2 separate regions of the Homo sapiens genome follow, and region 1 is linked to region 2. Evidence: read pairs that join two places in POLR2A ChIA-PET (ENCODE). Cell type or tissue: Panc1. All regions are shown on one strand. Each heading gives the region's core, and the rest is flanking DNA. Links, peaks and the distances in the headings are about the cores only. Region 1 overlaps PLAC1 (placenta enriched 1). Region 2 overlaps MOSPD1 (motile sperm domain containing 1).

Region 1 (8,591 bases), core at 2,100-4,599, 320 kb before region 2:
CGATTCTTCTGCCTCAGCCTCCCAAGTAGCTGGGACTACAGGCAGGCACCCGCCACCATGCCCTGCTAATTTTTGTATTTTTAGTAGAGATAGGGTTTCACCATGTTGGCCAGGCTGCTCTCGAACTCCTGACCTCAGGTGATCCGCCTGCCTTGGCCTCCCAAAGTGCTCGGATTACAGGATTACAGGCGTGAGCCACCACGTCCGGCAGGGGGGATGGTTATAAGTCATTCACAACACAGTGTGAATTCATCAGCTGACTTTTCTAACACCTTGCTGAGATGTGCTGGAAGAATGGGATCCCGAACAAGGGAGGGAGAAAGTGGGCTCTAGTTATTGGGGGCAGAGGGAAAAGAAGGCTGAGGGGTTAGAGATGGGAAGGAGATGCCAGAAGAGAGGGCTGTGTGGGGGTGCCCAGCTGAAGGTATTTTTAGCCATCATGCGGGCCATGCACAGTATCCCAGGAGCTGTGGGCAGAATTCTATTTAAAGTCTTTAGAACTCTTTAGAGCTGACGTGGAGTTGGGGACTGGGGAAGAAATAAATGCAAAGAAGGGAGCACTCATTTTGGGACTACTGTCCAGCTTCTTGGGGAGGCCTCTGTGCTGAGAAAAAAAGCAGTCTCAGGGTCTGTATCACTGTAGCCCCATTTTGACTCGATTGCAAATTAGCCTTGCAACATGCCCGAAGCAATGAGCCTAGATGCATTTGTATAGCCAAGTAGGGCTCAGCTGTTGGTACACAGCGTCCTGAACTGAGCTATAGAGAGGTCAGGCAAACCCAGAGCTTCTAATAACACCTGGATGCAAAATGTTTGCTTTCCTTGAAGCTACAGAGTACAAGTAGCTTTCTGTTTTTTTGTAAATGGAGTTTATGCATATACATTTCCCACTAGCTCCTTTAACAGAGTTTTCCTCTTTCCCTTTTTTTCAAGAACTCCCTAATAAGCCTTAATAAATTTTCTACATTAAAAAATCATAAAACATTTCATTTTGGGAATATAAACTGTATTTCCTTTCTTCCCTCATAAACACATATGCTCTTTTAATTAAGTTCAGAAAAATGCCAGTGTTTATGTTTAAGAGCTATCTATATCAGTCACTGACAGTGATACAATCTGATTAGCAAAGCCAGACTGAGATCTCGTAGTACTTGTGAAACCAAGACAGCCCTTTTCTTCTTATAGACAGGAAGAGAATGGATTGGCCAAAACAAAAAAAGGAAAGAGGAAGAAGAGCTGCCACTTAACTCCCCCATCGTTAAATTTTTTATGCTGAAAATGCTGCTTATAAAGTTCAGCAGTTGTTTTGTTTTTAAATTGACAAATAAAAATTGTATATATTTATGGGATACAGTGTTCTATGTATACATGTAACAATGATCTATGTTTACATTGTGGAATGATTATTTTAGATCAAGCTGGTTAACATGACCATTGCCTTACTTTAAGAAGTAGAGAGTAGAATGGTGGTTATTGGGGTGGAGTGGAAGGGGTAAGGGGAGATACTGGTCAAAAAGTAAAAAGTTGCAGTTAGACAGGAGGAATAAGTTCTAGTGATCTATTGCACAGCATGGTGAGTTCAGCCAATAATAATATATTGTATATTTCAAAATGGCTAAGAGGGTAGATTTTAAGTGTTCTTACCATGAGCTCTATTTCTTAATGTTTTATAATGAAGAGATTGAATATTGGTCTAAGCACAGAGCATTTTTAATCTCAGGACCCCAAAAAAATCCTTTTAAAAAGAGACAAAAGCTGAAGTCCAAATTAGTTTTGTGACGTTAGAGAGAGAATTGAGAAGTGTAAGAGAAATCGCTTTGAAAGCAGACAGGATTTTTTGCCTCCCCATCTCCTCTGATGTCGTTAGAGACACGTATGAACTCTTTGCATGAAGAATGGGAAGGGGAATTAGCTAAACATTTCCACATCTGGTTTTGGAACGGTTTGGAAAAAGAATTCACTCCATAGGCTCCTGGAAGCTTTTTGGGTCGACAGTTATTTATTTTTAAAATTCAGTATACTCGTGACAGCATAGTTATCATTTGTATATTGTTTTCCCAGAAACTTGTTGTCAAAACAAAAGGAAACAGCAGGGAAAAGGAAACTCCAAAGCAGCATGCAATTATCTCAGGGAAATGTAACTGTCAGGGCTTTGATTTGCAGCAAAGTTTGTTCACTCTCTTGCAGCTGATTTAAAGAAAAATGAATCTGAGTCAGAATAAAGATTCTTTTACAAGACAAGAACGGAAAAAAAGGAATCCTAACACTTTGTGGGTGCTTTAGTTTAAACATTCAAGCAGTCACATTCTGACTGTGACCTGCAAACTATCTCAAGGTTTGAGAGCCTTTTAAAATGGAGGTTCTTTTTAAAGCCCAGTTTTAAGGAATTAGTTGGTTCACTGCTCTCAAAGAAAGTGACAATTGTGATTAATACTAATGATGTTGAAAGTACATTAAAGCGAGTTAGAAAATTAAATAACTGCTTTTGTAGAATTTACATTAATTTTAAAGACGCTGAGACCGGTTTAGTTTTCCAACCTCATGAAGCACAGTGTTAAAGTAACCGCACATTATTCATCATTTTGTGTGGAAGAAGAATTATGAACTGCTAATGCTTAACAATGTCCATTTTCTCAGCAGAGAAAAACACCTTGACCGAACCCTTAAAAAGGCTTCATTAAAATTAAACTAAAAAGCAGCCATTAAAAATTTATTTCTGATTCTAAAACTAACTGCAGAAAAATTGGGTGGTGTCGAAAAGAAAAAAGAAGGAAACACCCTTCTCAACCCCCAAATAACCATTGTTAAATTTTTTATATATTTCTAATTTGGGGGGAAAGTATATGTCCACATATATGATTCAAAATTATCTCGGGGGAAAAAAGTCAAGGCTTTTTGAAAGCTGTTTTTAATTTTTGACATTGAATTTTAAAGCAATCAAAGCATTATTTTTGTTTGGGCCATCTGGTTTTGTTCTTATAATCTGTTAAGCTATCAAGCATAGTTTAAATGTCATGGTTCATCTCATACACAAATAAAGGTTGCAAAATAAATAAGAATCCAAGCTCCTTGTAAGAGAGAAATTTCCGCTGGGTCGCAAATTTGGTTACTAAAAGGTGAGTAGTCCAATGTGAAATCAAACCATAATAAGGCTACACAACAAGGGTAAACCATGCCCTGACTGAACATAAATATTCCTAAATAAATACAGAAAGCCATACTTTAGAGGAAATTGCAAAGATCAGGTCATGGGAACTCCTCCCCTTTTGTGCAGAGAAGCTGAGTTGGTTGAATTTTAAACTTGAACAAAGAGATGTATTTCATAATTTCCATGAAGTGTGAGGGACATCCCAAATGTATGCCCCTAATTCAGTTTATGTTTTAACTTAACAATTTATTTGAGTTTGATTTTTTTCAGAAAACTACACCCTTTTCCACAAAGCCCCAGAGTCCCTTCTCATTTTAAAAGACAAGGTAGGTTTGTGTCTGTGCAGACCTCTCAACTCCACGGCAGCCACGGCCACATTTTTAACCCATTAGTAGTCTCTGGGAGTCTGCCAAAACCAGATAAAGGCCCATTTGCCTGAGGTGATCTGAAATCATCAGAAGGCAGAGGATTGAATCAGATGTTCCTTCAAGGGCTTCACCACCTCTTTGATACACCTGTGTCAATAAATGAGGGCTCTAGATGGCTTCCAAAAATGGTCAGGCACATTCCCGTCTCCCTTTCAAAATTGGGATTTTTGAGTACAGGTTTTCTTAAAGTGAGGTGCACGCATATGGCCCCTTAGGTGTGGCCTAAGTCCAAAATAAACCACAGTTGACTTTATAGGCTACTTGGCTGATTTTTCACTGACTTGACCAGAATGCATCTTTCCAAAACCCAAAGCTACCTTGTGCATGCCCCACCCAGAATGTGGTCACTTGGTGCATGTGTATAACATCCTGACTGAGGCCATTCACCATCATTTGGCTCCTGAGACGTAGAGAAGGTTTTAGAAAAGGTTCCTTTGATAGGAAGGCTGTTGGTCATTGTTAGCGAGCCTACAATTTGGGAGGCATGCGTGCATATCGGAGTAGGTAAAGATGCATTGCTTTGTGATGAGGACATTGTAGGAAGATAAATTTTCTCTCTCTCTCTCTGTCTCTCTCTCTCTCTCTCTCACACACACACACACACACACACACAGTGATGGAGAGACAGACACACACACACATACTGAGGAGAAGAAAATCCCCAAATCTGTTTCTTACTATTGCCCTGATCCCTACTATTTCTCCCCATTCCTTAATTATTGTACCATAAATTCCTTTAAAAATGGGGTCTTGATCTACTATAGTATCTGGTACACAGTAAGTACTTAGTAAATATTTTTTAAATGAAAGAAGGAAGAAATTAATGAATGACCACCAGAAATCACCACCTGCCCCTGTGCCTCCTTGTCCAGCCCCTAAGGGCCTGAATCTGGTTATTGGCTAACCCCTTCCCCCACTCCTTCTCTAGTCTACCAGTTGAAGGCCTGGGGTAGCAGTAGAGCCTTTCTATAATAGTTAGAGAGTACAGAGTCCTAACAAGCGTCCTGGCCTGTCCACTTGCACACCTGCTTATCTTCTAGGATCATTGATGCCAAGGGCTCTATGTCTGTCCCATCCAACGGTACCCAATGTCCTGTCAATTAGCTCTTAGTCAGTGACTCCAAGTGCAGCCAGCACTCTTTGTACCCCTTTTCCTCCATCCCTGTGATAAGTCGTCCTCTGGAAAGAAGACAAAGTGGAACTCTCCCCTAGTCTGGCCTTTACATGGGAGGAAAGAAGAAATTATCAAGCCGTATCTAGACCAAGTCCAGGCAATTGAGAGACAGCATAATCAGAAGCAGAAGCCTCAGGTTCACGAGGTACTGAAGAATGGTGGGGTGCCTCGAAGGGGCTTGCTAGAGTCCCCAAGTTTACCCAGGCAAATGGACTTAGCCCTGAGGTTGTCCAAGGATTCCCTTAGCTAGAAAAAGGAACCTAAACCACAGGCTGGATATCTGTTCCTCCTGAGAGCAGACCTACACATCCACTCCCAGTTCCATACACAGATACAGAAATCAGAAAATGCTAGAGGTTCTTGGGAAATCAGAGGCAAGATGGGTGAATTCTCCCCTACCCCAACTTGACCCTTGGCTCCCTCTGGGCTGGGCTTTTCACTCTGCCAACTCTGGACTAAAAGAGAGATCCAGGCTAACTTCACGTCAGTTTGAGTGTCCCCGAGCCTGAATGTTCCCAAAAGTGCTTTGCAGTTGACCCCATATCCACATATGATAGAGTATTGTACTGGTAAATATCACTATACACTTCTCTGATCTGGACTTTCTATATAACGAAGATTTGACTTTGGGTGTGATAGCTCCTTATACTAGCAATATCAAAAAACATAACAATTTTTTAAAAACTAGCTGGATGTGGTGGTGCGCACCTGTTGTCCCAGCTACTTGGCAGGAGGATTGCTTGAGCCCAGAGTGAGACCCTGTCTCCAAAAAAAAACAAACAAAAAAAAAAGAGCAAGAACAGGGTGTTGAGCCGGGCGCAGTGGCTCACGCCTGTAATCCCAGCACTTTAGGAGGCCAAGGCGGGTAGATCATGAGGTCAGGAGATTGAGACCATCCTGGCTAACACAGTGAAACCCCGTCTCTATTAAAAATACAAAAAATTAGCCAGGCGTGGTGGCACGTGCCTGTAGTCCCAGCTACTTGGGAAGCTGAGGCAGGAGAATTGCTTGAACCCAGGAGGCAGAGGTTGCAGTGAGCTGAGATGGCGCCACTGCACTCCAGCGTGGGCGACAGAATAAGACTCCGTCTCAAAAAAAAAAAAAAAAAAGTAGAACAGGGTGTTGGTTTGGTGCCTTTTTCCTGAAATTAATTACTTGTTTAAAAAAAAGCAATTGGTTAAACTTGTGTTCATCATTTGCATATTATAATACATAATATTTTAAAATACACCATATATAATGTTAAAAATAAATATAAAAGTCTTATCATATCTAATAATATATACATATATGATATTAATATAATTATTAACAACAAAAAGGAAGTTTCCCCCCACTGGTAATCTATCTTCCCTTAACAAAGAATGAAGGACTTTCTTTCTGAAATTTTTCTCCAGGACTGAGACTTGAACTTACATCACTGGACTACAAATGTTTAGGAATACCTATCTATGTATTCTATATCTATGTATCTAATATTCTATATATACATTATATATCTATATCTATTCTATATCTATATATTCTATATAGCTAGATAATTATATATACATATATATGTATAAAATTATGTCCTCCCAGCTGGGTGTGGTGGCTCACGCCTGTAATCCCAGCATTTTGGGAAGCTGAGGTGGGTGGATCACAAGGTCAGGAGTTCGAGACCAGCCTGGCCAATATGGTAAAACCCTGTCTCTACTAAAAACACAAAAATTAGCTAGACATGGTGGCACATGCCTGTAGTCCCAGCTACTCAGAGGCTGAGGCAGAAGAATCGCTTGAACCCAGGAGGCGGAGGTTGCAGTGAGCCAAGATCGTGCCACTGCACTCCAGCCTGGGCGACAGAGTGAGACTCTGTCTCAAAAAAAAAAAAAAAAAATTGTGTCCTCCCAAAAAGATATATTGAAGTCTTAACCCCTAGTGTTCAGAATGTGACTTTATTTGGAAATATGCTCTTTACAGAGGTAATCAATATAAAATGAAATCATTATGGTGGGCTCCAATCCAATGACTTATGTCTTTACAAAAGGGGAAAATGTGGACACAGAGACAGACACACACAGAGGTAAGACAATGTGAGACATGTAGGAAGAAGGCGGCCATGTGCATCACTCCAATGATGTGCCTGCAACCCCAGGAACGTCAAGAATTGTCAGCAAATACCAGAACTAGAAGAGGCTTCTCTAGAGCCGTCACACAATATGGCCCTGCTGACACCTTGATTTTGAACTTCCAGCCCCCAGAGCTGTAAGACAATACATTTTTTGTTGTTTTAAGCCACCCAGTTTGTGTACAGCAGCCCTAGCAAACTAACAATTATATCTTCCCAACAAATGGAACAGACACACATGCCTCCTTTCTGAGATAGGAGCCTGCAATTATTAATGTTCTGACTCTGTGTTTTGTTACAATCTTAAATTCCATTTAGAATTAGAAATATGATGAAGCAACAAGGAATAGAGACAAAAACTTAGAAAGAAAGGGGCCAGTTAAAAGTGGTATTGGTGCTGATATTTGATGCCTACAGGAGAAACTGAACTAGAATTGCAGTGTAATATCAGGGAGACGTTCCCAACTATAAAAGTTGTCCAAAAATGGATGGAGAAACCTAGAGTGAAACTAAGATCTCTTTGTTCCCTGTAGGCATTCAGTTAGAGGCTGGCTGTCCACTTGTTGGGGTCACTGGAGAGGGAGATCCTGTCCTACGTCAGAGGCTAGAGTAGATGATCTTTGGCCGGGTGCAGTGGCTCACGCCTGTAATCTCAGCACTTTGGGAGGCCAAGGCGGGCGTATCACCTAAGGTCAGGAGCTCAAGACCAGCCTGGCCAACATGGTGAAGCCCCGTCTCCACTAAAAATGCAAAAATTAGCTGGGCGTGGTGGCGCATGCCTGTAGTCCCAGCTACTCTGGAGGCTGAGGCAGGAGAATCGCTTGAACTGGGGGGCAGAGGTTGCAGTGAGCTGAGGTCGCGCCACTGCACTCCAGCCTGGGCAACAGAGAGAGAGACTCCACCAAAGAAAAAAAAAAGATGGTGTTTAAGGTTCTATCACAGAATGCCTCATGTGTGCATGCATGCGTGTGTGTGTGTGTGTGTGTGTGTGTGTGTGTGTGTAGTGGAGGGATAGATTAGCACATGTATTATGAACAAATGCATGCATGGGAACACACACACATACATACATCATGCACACATACAGAGGTTATTTATGTAGGTCTTCTCTTGAAAGTCTTACAATGTCATTGATGCCTGAAGCCTCTAATCCTGAGATACGGAAGATTATATAACATTTTCTAACAGGGACTTGACCTCTCAGCCAGGTTTTTGTTGTGACTGGATGTGACTGTGTATTGGTGGCAATTACAAGGGGAAGGTGGCAGGGGAGAAGGGAGGGCAGGTCATGATATAGAGGAAAATACTCAGAATGATTCTAAGTATTAGTCATTAAGAAAACAAACCAGCTGGGCGCAGTGGCTCACGCCTGTAATCCCAGCACTTTGGGAGGCCCAGGTGGGCGGATCACAAGGTCAGGAGATGGAGACCATCCTGGCTAACACGGTGAAACCCCGTCTCTACTAAAAATACAAAAAATTAGCCAGGCGTGGTGGCGGGCGCCTGTAGTCCCAGCTACTTGGGAGGCTGAGGCAGGAGAATGGCGTGAACCCGGGAGGCAGAACTTGCAGTGAGCCGAGATCGCACCACTGCACTCCAGCCTGAGTGACAGAGCAAGACTCTGTCTCAAAAAAAAAAAAAAAAAGAAAAGAAAAAAAAACTCAGAATGGAGCTTACTGCCCAGCCCTAAAGCCTGGGGGTGGGGCAGTGGAAATGGTCTTTCTTTCTTTCTTT
Region 2 (8,591 bases), core at 2,040-4,539:
GTCACAGAAATATGAGACAACTTTAGGAAATAGGAGAGCTAAAACCTTAAGTTCCTCAAAGATAAGTCAAATAAAATGTTTAAATCAATGTGAAGCTCAGGTCTCCATTTCTGTTTATTTTTTAAAGTAATTTCTGTTCTTTACAATGTGTTATTACACACACACATGTGCACTTGCACACACGTGCACACACAGGACTTGAGATGGAGAAACAAGAATAGCCTCCACACATCATTTTTACAAAGTTCAAAGTAGATTACATTTATGTGCTTTTCATTCATTACACAATGTACAGACATGATCCGTTTAATGACTTAGGCTCCTCACATGGTTAAACAGTGAGGATTTCCTATGGAAGACTAGACATAGAAGTTTTTAGAAGCAGAGACTGTTTTCTGCAAAAACCAACCTCAGGCATACATTTGTGTTTACATATATTCCTTGAGAATACTACAGTAGCAGTGCATAAGTTCATTCTGTAAAAAGATCTGAAAGATGATTTTCAAGAGACTCAATACATTGTGCTTTCAGGTAAAAATCCTTAGACAAAAGATCAGTTACTATGAAAATAACAGTTAAAACTGCATATGTGTTAGAGATCAGAAGAGGCTATAAAGAAATGTAAATAGTTGTGCTTAGGGGACTTTTTTGGCAAAGTTGTCTTAATAATAAATAAAAACTTAAAAAAAAGTCTCAGTGACTGATATAAAATAGACATAGCTATCAAGAGTTTCTTACACTTGGCTTAGAGTTTAAAGGTGAAAAATCATCTCCACATAAATCACCTGGTATCTGGTAATCCCAGTCTGGGTAAGTCAGGCAGGGAGGGGCTTGGAAGAAAAGATAAAGTGATTTTTCCTTCCTATTAACACAAAGCATTAACCAGAGGTAAAGCCAGGGTGAACCAACTAATTAAACAGATGCCTACCTTCCTTTAGAACTCTTAGACCAAAGAGAGAGGTCACCCTACTTCTATTAGGTTTTTTAAAAAAAAACCCCTATGATTCTTGGTGTCTGGACCACAACCTGTTCTGTAATTCACAAGATTAATTAAATATGTCCTCTCTTCTGTGAGACCCTAGGATAAGCATGATCCCTTAGTACTTTATGCTTTGTTTGCCCTCTACACATTAATGGTAAAACACTTATTTTTAGAAACACCATGGCAACCATTTATAATGATAGAGGGCAAGGTATAATTAACATAATAACGCTGATGTTTGTAGCTAGGGAATAAATGTCATTTTAGTTTTAGGCCGGTCAGTTTGCTCTTTTAGTCCTGTAACTTCGAAGCATACATGACCCCTAGCAATCAAAGTGAATTAGAAAAAAAGGTGAGAAAATAACAAATGTTTTAAAGTTTCTTACACAACAGGTATAGATATAAAAAGAATTTCTTCAAATAATTTCCTAGGTGTCACTCAGAAGCATCCTTGCTGTCTGTAAAATAATGTTCTGCAGTCCTTCAAATTAAATTATAATTTAAAATATATATTATACATTTGCAATTATTTGAAATCATTCAATAGTTTGTTGCATGTTAATGGAGTGAAATAGAGATAAAAGGCAGTCCACATTCATATTTTCAAGACAGATTTACTTCAGAAGTCAATTGAAATCCTTGCTCATGTTCTAAGTATGGCCATTGTGATAAGACCTGAAAGAAGAAAAATGGAGAACAGTTAAAGGTATGCACCTAACAGAATCTTTCATTCAATAAGCAATTGTTTGGACCTCAATGAACAAATACAACATAGCACATAGGCAGGCACTCTACCAAGAACCCAAAGTCAATTTGAATTTTGTTGATATCATAAAGAAGAAATCCAATTTATAGCAATGGGCAGTCACTGGAGAGATTTAATTAAATCACTAATGTCTGGCCATAGCAAATCTATCTATCAAACATACCTCCTACTTTATCCAGTCACATCAAACATAATAATAGCAGATGTGCCATTTTGAAGCATGGGTAAAGCCAGTGGACTTTGTTAACAGAAGCACAAAGAGTCTACCTGTATCCCAGGGCCCTAGGGCCACAAAGAGACAGAAGTATGGCATTCCTACTTTGCTTCTCTCTTTTGAAGAGAGAATATATAAAATATAAAATAGTAAGAATATGCTCAGTCCTAAATGAAGGATGATGAAAGTGTGATAAAAAAAAAGTACAGAGAAGGAGGATAATCACATGGGACTGGGGCAGTCAGAAAAGTTGCCCCCAATGATAAAAAGCTGCTTTAAAAGATGGACAGGGGCTAGGCATGGTGGCTCATGCCTGTAATGCCAGCACTTTGGGAGGCCGGGGCAGGTGGATCACACGAGGTCAGGAGTTCAAGACAAGCCTGGCCAACATGGCAAAACCCCGTCTCTACTAAAAATACAAAAATTAGCCGGGTGTGGTGGCAAGCACCTGTAATCCCAGCTACTTGGGAAGCTGAGGCAGGAGAATCCCCTGAACTGGGGAGGCGGAGGTTGCAGTGAGCCGAGATCCAGCCAGCCACTGCCCTCCAGCCTGGGTGACAGAGCAAGACTTTATCTCAAAAAAAAAAAAAAAAAAAGATGGACAGGAAAGAGAGAGAGAACGAGGAGATGGGCAGGCATTTCAGGTGAGGGAATGGCATGAGTAAGGGCCTGGAGAACCGGGCCGCTAGAGGAGCTTTTCCAGAATGAGTGAATAATCTAAAAGGCTTTATGCAGTGATTTACAGAATGAAGTAGCTAGATAAAATTGGCTCAGAGAGGTCTCAGATTGTGGAGAGTCTTAAATGCCAAGCTATGGCACTGAAGGTTATATACTTCATCCTATGGATTATGGGGAACCACTGAAGGTTTCTGACTAGGGGGTGGTTGTGAGAGCAAAAGAGAAATTAATCTGACAACATGATGGATGGTTGGGGGTGGGAATGAATGGGGGAAAGAAATAGGGAGAGAAGGAACACAGACAGAAGGGAGAGAGACAATCAAGATGATTTCAAAATAAAAAAGAGAGAGCGGCCAGGTGTGGTGGCTCACGCCTGTAATCCTAGCACTTTGGGAGGCTGAGTTGGGCGGATCACCTGAGGTCGGGAGTTCGAGACCACCCTGACCAACATGGAGAAACCCCATCTCTACTAAAAATACAAAATTAGCCTGATGTGGTGGTGCATGCCTGTAATCCCAGCTACTCGGGAGGCTGAGGCAGGAGAATAGCTTGAACCTGGGAGGCGGGGCTTGCAGCGAGCCGAGATGGCAACATTGCACTCCAGCCTGGGCAACAAGAGCGAAATTCCGTCTCTAAATAAATAAATAAATAAGAGAAAGCACATATGCCAGGGAATACTGAAAAGAGTTGGCATCTAAGCAAAGGTGAGAGGAGAACATGAGGAAAGTCATTCATCACCAGAACACTAATCCTCGACACATGGAAGGTACGGAATAAATATTTGTTCAATTGAAACAATTAACTCTAAGATTTCAAGCCAGGATGACTGAAATAGTGAATCAACAGGAAATAAGGGAATTAGTTTAAAGAGAAAGGTTCTGAACATGGTGGCTTCAAAAGTAAAGAAAAAATAATAATAAAAGAGAAACGTTCACAATATTAAACAAGGCTGCACTGTTCATCTTTATCACTGTATGTACTTTGTCTGTTTCCCTAGGAGCAATTCCTAAAAGTAGAAATGCTGTATCATGGAATGCATGCGTCTTACATTTTATACATGTTTTATGCCATTGTAAGTCAGCAAAAGGAAAATAATTGAATATAGTATCAGGTACTAGATAAATAAGCTAAAAAGAACTAAATGTGAGTTAAAAAAGTCTTCAAAGGCACCTGACCTCAATATGCTCTTGAAGCATTTCTTTACCTGTTCTTTGGGAAAAAAAAAAAAAATCAAACCACCACCACCCTACCACACACATAAAGCCCTACACATATGTCCCAAATGCATCTTTAAAACCCTTACCTAAGATATAAGCAGCCACTAATTTTTGATTCACACTTAAGTGGAGGTAGAGAGGCACCAGCGATTCCACATCCCCCAGTGTAGGCAGCATCAGGGCTGCAATGCACACCACTCCCAGGAAGACAGTTAGTAAACTAGGTCCTGAGGATACAGCTCTGTTTTCTGTAAAAAGACAAAAATCCCTAAGCTTCCTTCTAAAAACTTTAAGACAAAAGTTCCTTCACAAACACTGGCCACCACAGACCAGTATTCTGATTTTGTCTAACTTCTCCAATTGTTTCCCCATCATTTTTTCCATCTGAGAGTTAACTGCTGGGCTGATGTGGAAGCCCATGTCTTAACTGGTCTGAATCATTGCAGGATGGAATGCTGACGTGGCATTGTGAGGTAGTGAGTTCTTACTGAAAGGTGGTCACCAACTCCCCCGACCATCCCACCCTAGTCAGTAGAAAGTATTCAAGCATGTATCATCGATGTATGCACATTTTAAAATTATATGCACAAGTTCTGTACTGTGTTATGCTTAATATAAAACATACAAATAGATTTTTGGAAGAATGTGCTAAAAATAAATATAAATTGAAGTTCTGATACTTTCTTCCAGTACCCCAGTGGCTTGCCTGTGTATATTCAATTTGAGCCTGCCACACTAGACCTCCACTACCTTTATGAGAATATTTTAAGGAGCTCCCCAGATAGGTTTGATCCTAATAACTGCACATCCCGCTATCAATTTTGAAAATGTTAAGGAACCAAAAGTGTTTCCCTCTGCTCTAACCCATTTATAGTAAAGAAGAAAACAGCAGAAACAGTATCTGGCAAATACGCTAAGAGAAATAAGCCAGTCACAGAAGGACAAATACTGCATGATTCCACTTACACAGGAAATCTAAAATAGTCAAACTCATAGAAGCAGAGAGCAAAATGGGTGGTTGCCAGGGGCTGGAGGAGGAGGATAATGCAAATTGCTAATCAATGGGCATAGGTCTCAATTATGTAAACTGAGTGAGGCCTAGAAATCTACTCGACAATTGTTCCCACATTTAACCAATATTTTATTTACATGAACATTCATTAAGAGAGTAGATCTCATGTTAAATGTTCCTAAAATAAAATTCTAAAAGATTTTTAAAAAAGGCTGGGCACGGCTCACGCCTGTAATCCTAGCACTTTGGGAGGCCAAGGTGGGTGGACCATGAGGTCAGGGGTTTGAGAACAGCCTGGCCAACATGGTGAAACCCCATCTCTACTAAAAATACAAAAATTAGCCGGGTGTGGTGGCACGCACCTGTAGTCCCAGCTACTCAGGAGGCTGAGGGAGAAGAATCGCTTGAACTCGGGAGGTGGAGGTTGCAGTGAGCCTAGACTGCACCATTGTACTTCAGCCTGGGTGACAGAGCAAGACTCTGTCTCAAAAAAACAAAACAAAAAAGATTAAAAATGTTATCAGACCTGCTATTCTACAGTTCTGGCTCTATGTGTATAGTATACATACTCATATTTTTAAGAAACCCAATAACAGCATTTTCTGTCATATGGCTTTTCCCACTACCTTTCCTTTCATTGAAAGGAATAGCCAACAGCAACACAATCTTTGTGTTTCATTAATGAAATAATGCTGTTCATTCTATTATTAAATGGAACTTTTCTAAATTATTAATACCTTAGCTGTTGTGTGGAGTTTAACTGTACTTCATCAGAGCCAGAGAGGTGAAAACAAATTCAAATTTTATAGTAATTATTGTTTGGAATGAAACAATAGCAGAAATACCTAAAAGAAAAACCCCAAGTCTTGTTTCAGTTAATAGAGTACCTTTATAGTTATCTTTGTTGCAAGGATGAATTCTCAAAGAAAACAGTTATTTATGACAAGTACGCCATTCACTGCAAACCCACAAAAGATAATTTCAAATAATTTTTAGTAGAGAACATTTAGTATTTAGAGAAATTTGGAATTTTTAGTATTCGAAAAACATTTGCATAAATGCTTGAAATTTTTCAAAATGGAAAAAGCTTTTTTCCCTAGTACTACAGGATCGTTGTAAAATATGTTATAAAGATACAGAAAACGTAAATGTTCCTCCATAATTCCACCCTCCTAGAGCTAACACTGTTAACAGCTTGGTATGTATCCTTTTAGATTTTACAAATGCCCATATAAACATGTAGAAGAATCTTTTACATAAATAAGGCCATATTATACATACTGTTATATAACTGTTTTTTTTTCCTTACTTAGAAATATATTTGAAGCTCTTTCTATGACAATGTATAAGCATTCATCATTCTATCAGATCCTTGTAAATGTCTGCCTGGCACACTATCTTATGAATATTTATAATTTAATCAATTCCCAATTGATGGACTTTTCGGTTATTTTCAATTTTGTATTATTATAAACAATAATTAAGACCATAATTTTCTGAAGCCAGAGGGCACTAACTCAAACATTATAGCATAGACACAGCAGTTCATTAATAATGTAATTAAGACAAACCCACTAAGATTCAGATGTATCTTTTAAAATGGCTTTTTAATAACCTGAACTCTAGCATTTTATGAAAGTATACTTTGTAGGTTTCCCTTAATTTAACAGTTAAATTTCTGTTGAATGAAAAAAACTCACAAAATATACTCACAAAATGTACTTATGCACATAGGCAAGGTCTGGAAAGTAACATGGAACACTTATATAAGCAGATTTGTTAAGTGTGTGAGATTACAGGTACATTTTCTTATGTTATTGCTATATGTGTTTTATACAATAAACTTAAATTTTTTTCTCGTTTTTACTGACTTTCAATATATTTCAAAATCCAAATTTTTCATAATGAAGCCATCAACCATTTTCCTGCTAAAAGTGAGTCTCACAACACTGCTGCACCTCTAATACTTTAATAATACGCATTTGTTGAAATATTCTCTAAGCTAAGGACTTGTAAAAGTAATGACATTTCAAAGCCTCCCCAAAACAATCTCAATTAATTTTCAACATTTTAGTTCAGAAAAACTTAAAAACCTGAGTTTTCCACATGTTGGAAACTACACATAAATTCCTGTAAATTTAATAGACAGGAGACTAAATCAGTCATCATGATACTCTATTAAAGAAGAAAACTTTACTCAACTTACTTCCAGGTAATTAGGCACATTGGGGTAACTACCCATAAACGGGACATGTTGGCCAGGACTGTGAATGGGGCTCTGCTGTGGTATCACCTTTCCTCTAAACAGCTGTCATAGCCATGAAAACCTTGTAAGCCAAAACAAAACAAAACAAAAAAACCATTCCCACAGACCCTCACCAGACCTGAAGTCCAGCCTTCCTAGCTCAGCCCATTTACAAGTTCATTATGTAACTTCTCTGTGCCAGGCCCTGTGCTAGGTGCTGAGGATATAAAATTACTAGGAAAAGTGCCTGCCTTCATTGAGCTTCCTTACAGGAATGGATTAGATAATTTTTTCCCTCAAAACAGAGATCACCATGTGTTATGCTAGCATCACCTATCCTCATTCATCTGCCTACTCCAATTTTACTATTAGAAAAATTCTTTAATATACTTTAGATACCAAGGTTTGTTAGAAAACTAAAATAAGGCCAGGTGCGGGAGCTCAGGCCTGTAATCCCAGTACTTTAGGAGGCTGAGGCAGGAGGATTGCTTGAGGCTAGGTAAGACGAGCCTGGGCAACATAGCGAGACCCTGGGTGTGGTGACGAGCACCTGTAGTCCCAGCTACTCGGGAGGCTGAGGCAGGAGGATTACTTGAATCCAGGAGTTGGAGGCTGCAGAGAACTATGATGGCACCACTGCACTCTAGCCTGGGCGATAGAGAGAAACCCTTTCTCAAAAAATAAAAAATAAAATAAGACAATACATACTTTAATTATTTAGCCTTTTTAGCATGATCTTCACCTGAATTTTAATAAATTTAAAAATAAAAGGAATAAAGTTCTCCTTACATATATTTACATACACATATACCCCTAAATCTTACTCCTTATTATTCTTGGTTATTAAACCAATCTGTTAAATACAAAACTGAACTTCAAAGACCATTTTAAATTACAAGTGTAACTTCAAAAAACAAATACAAATTAAATGGCCTTCTTTGTACTAGAGGAAGTATTTTAAAAAGGGAATCTTGCATTTCATAACTATGTTAACTTTACAATATTGATCTGATAAAGTGACACTGGACAAAGGTTCTCTTTCAGCTTCAAAAGATGAAAAGCTGGTCCTGTCAGTTGATAATAGTTGCTGAGAATAAAACAATCCACTATAGGTTGGTGCAAAAGTAATTGCGGATTTTGCAATTAAAAGTAATGGCAAAAATCGCAATTGCTTTTGCACCAACCTAATAGCTACTACCTAGTCACTAGTCCTGGTATTACCAGAAAATCTAGATGGTCCCTAATGGACTAGGAAAAAACTCTTGGCTACAGTAAATCAAAGAGGCACTACTCCCTGTTATTGAAATGAACATCCTAAAACAAACAAACTGATACGACTGAATGTAACAGCAAGTAGATTTTTTTTAATCCTTCATAAAATGTTGCAATTTCAAGGACAGCTGCTATCATATTCATGTACCAGTATCACCATCAAAAAGTTTCCAGTTTCCCTGGTTTTCTATGGAAAATTTTATCA

The links. Peaks named below come from ENCODE experiments on the same cell type or tissue, not always from the same donor. Only the 100,000 strongest peaks of a DNase experiment are listed, where the experiment ranks them.
Region 1: POLR2A ChIA-PET joins it to region 2 with 7 read pairs; 1 of 35 experiments calls an interaction of 5 or more read pairs at or near these places.

What each region holds. Positions count from the first base shown.
Region 1 is chrX:134,569,928-134,578,518 of GRCh38, forward strand. All of the region lies in intron 2 of PLAC1 (placenta enriched 1), which reads right to left. Among named protein-coding and RNA genes, the nearest start is that of LINC00629, 24 kb to the left of the region's middle. In Panc1, for the core only: no CTCF peak of the experiment used is centred there; DNase peaks (open chromatin) are centred at 3,260 and 3,574; H3K27ac peaks cover 2,008 bases.
Region 2 is chrX:134,887,536-134,896,126 of GRCh38, forward strand. It overlaps MOSPD1 (motile sperm domain containing 1), which reads right to left. Exons shown (of 6, transcript NM_019556.3): 5 at 3,944-4,105; 6 at 97-1,657. The coding sequence ends at 1,626. Among named protein-coding and RNA genes, the nearest start is that of MOSPD1, 23 kb to the right of the region's middle. In Panc1, for the core only: no CTCF peak of the experiment used is centred there; no DNase peak of the experiment used is centred there; H3K27ac peaks cover 528 bases.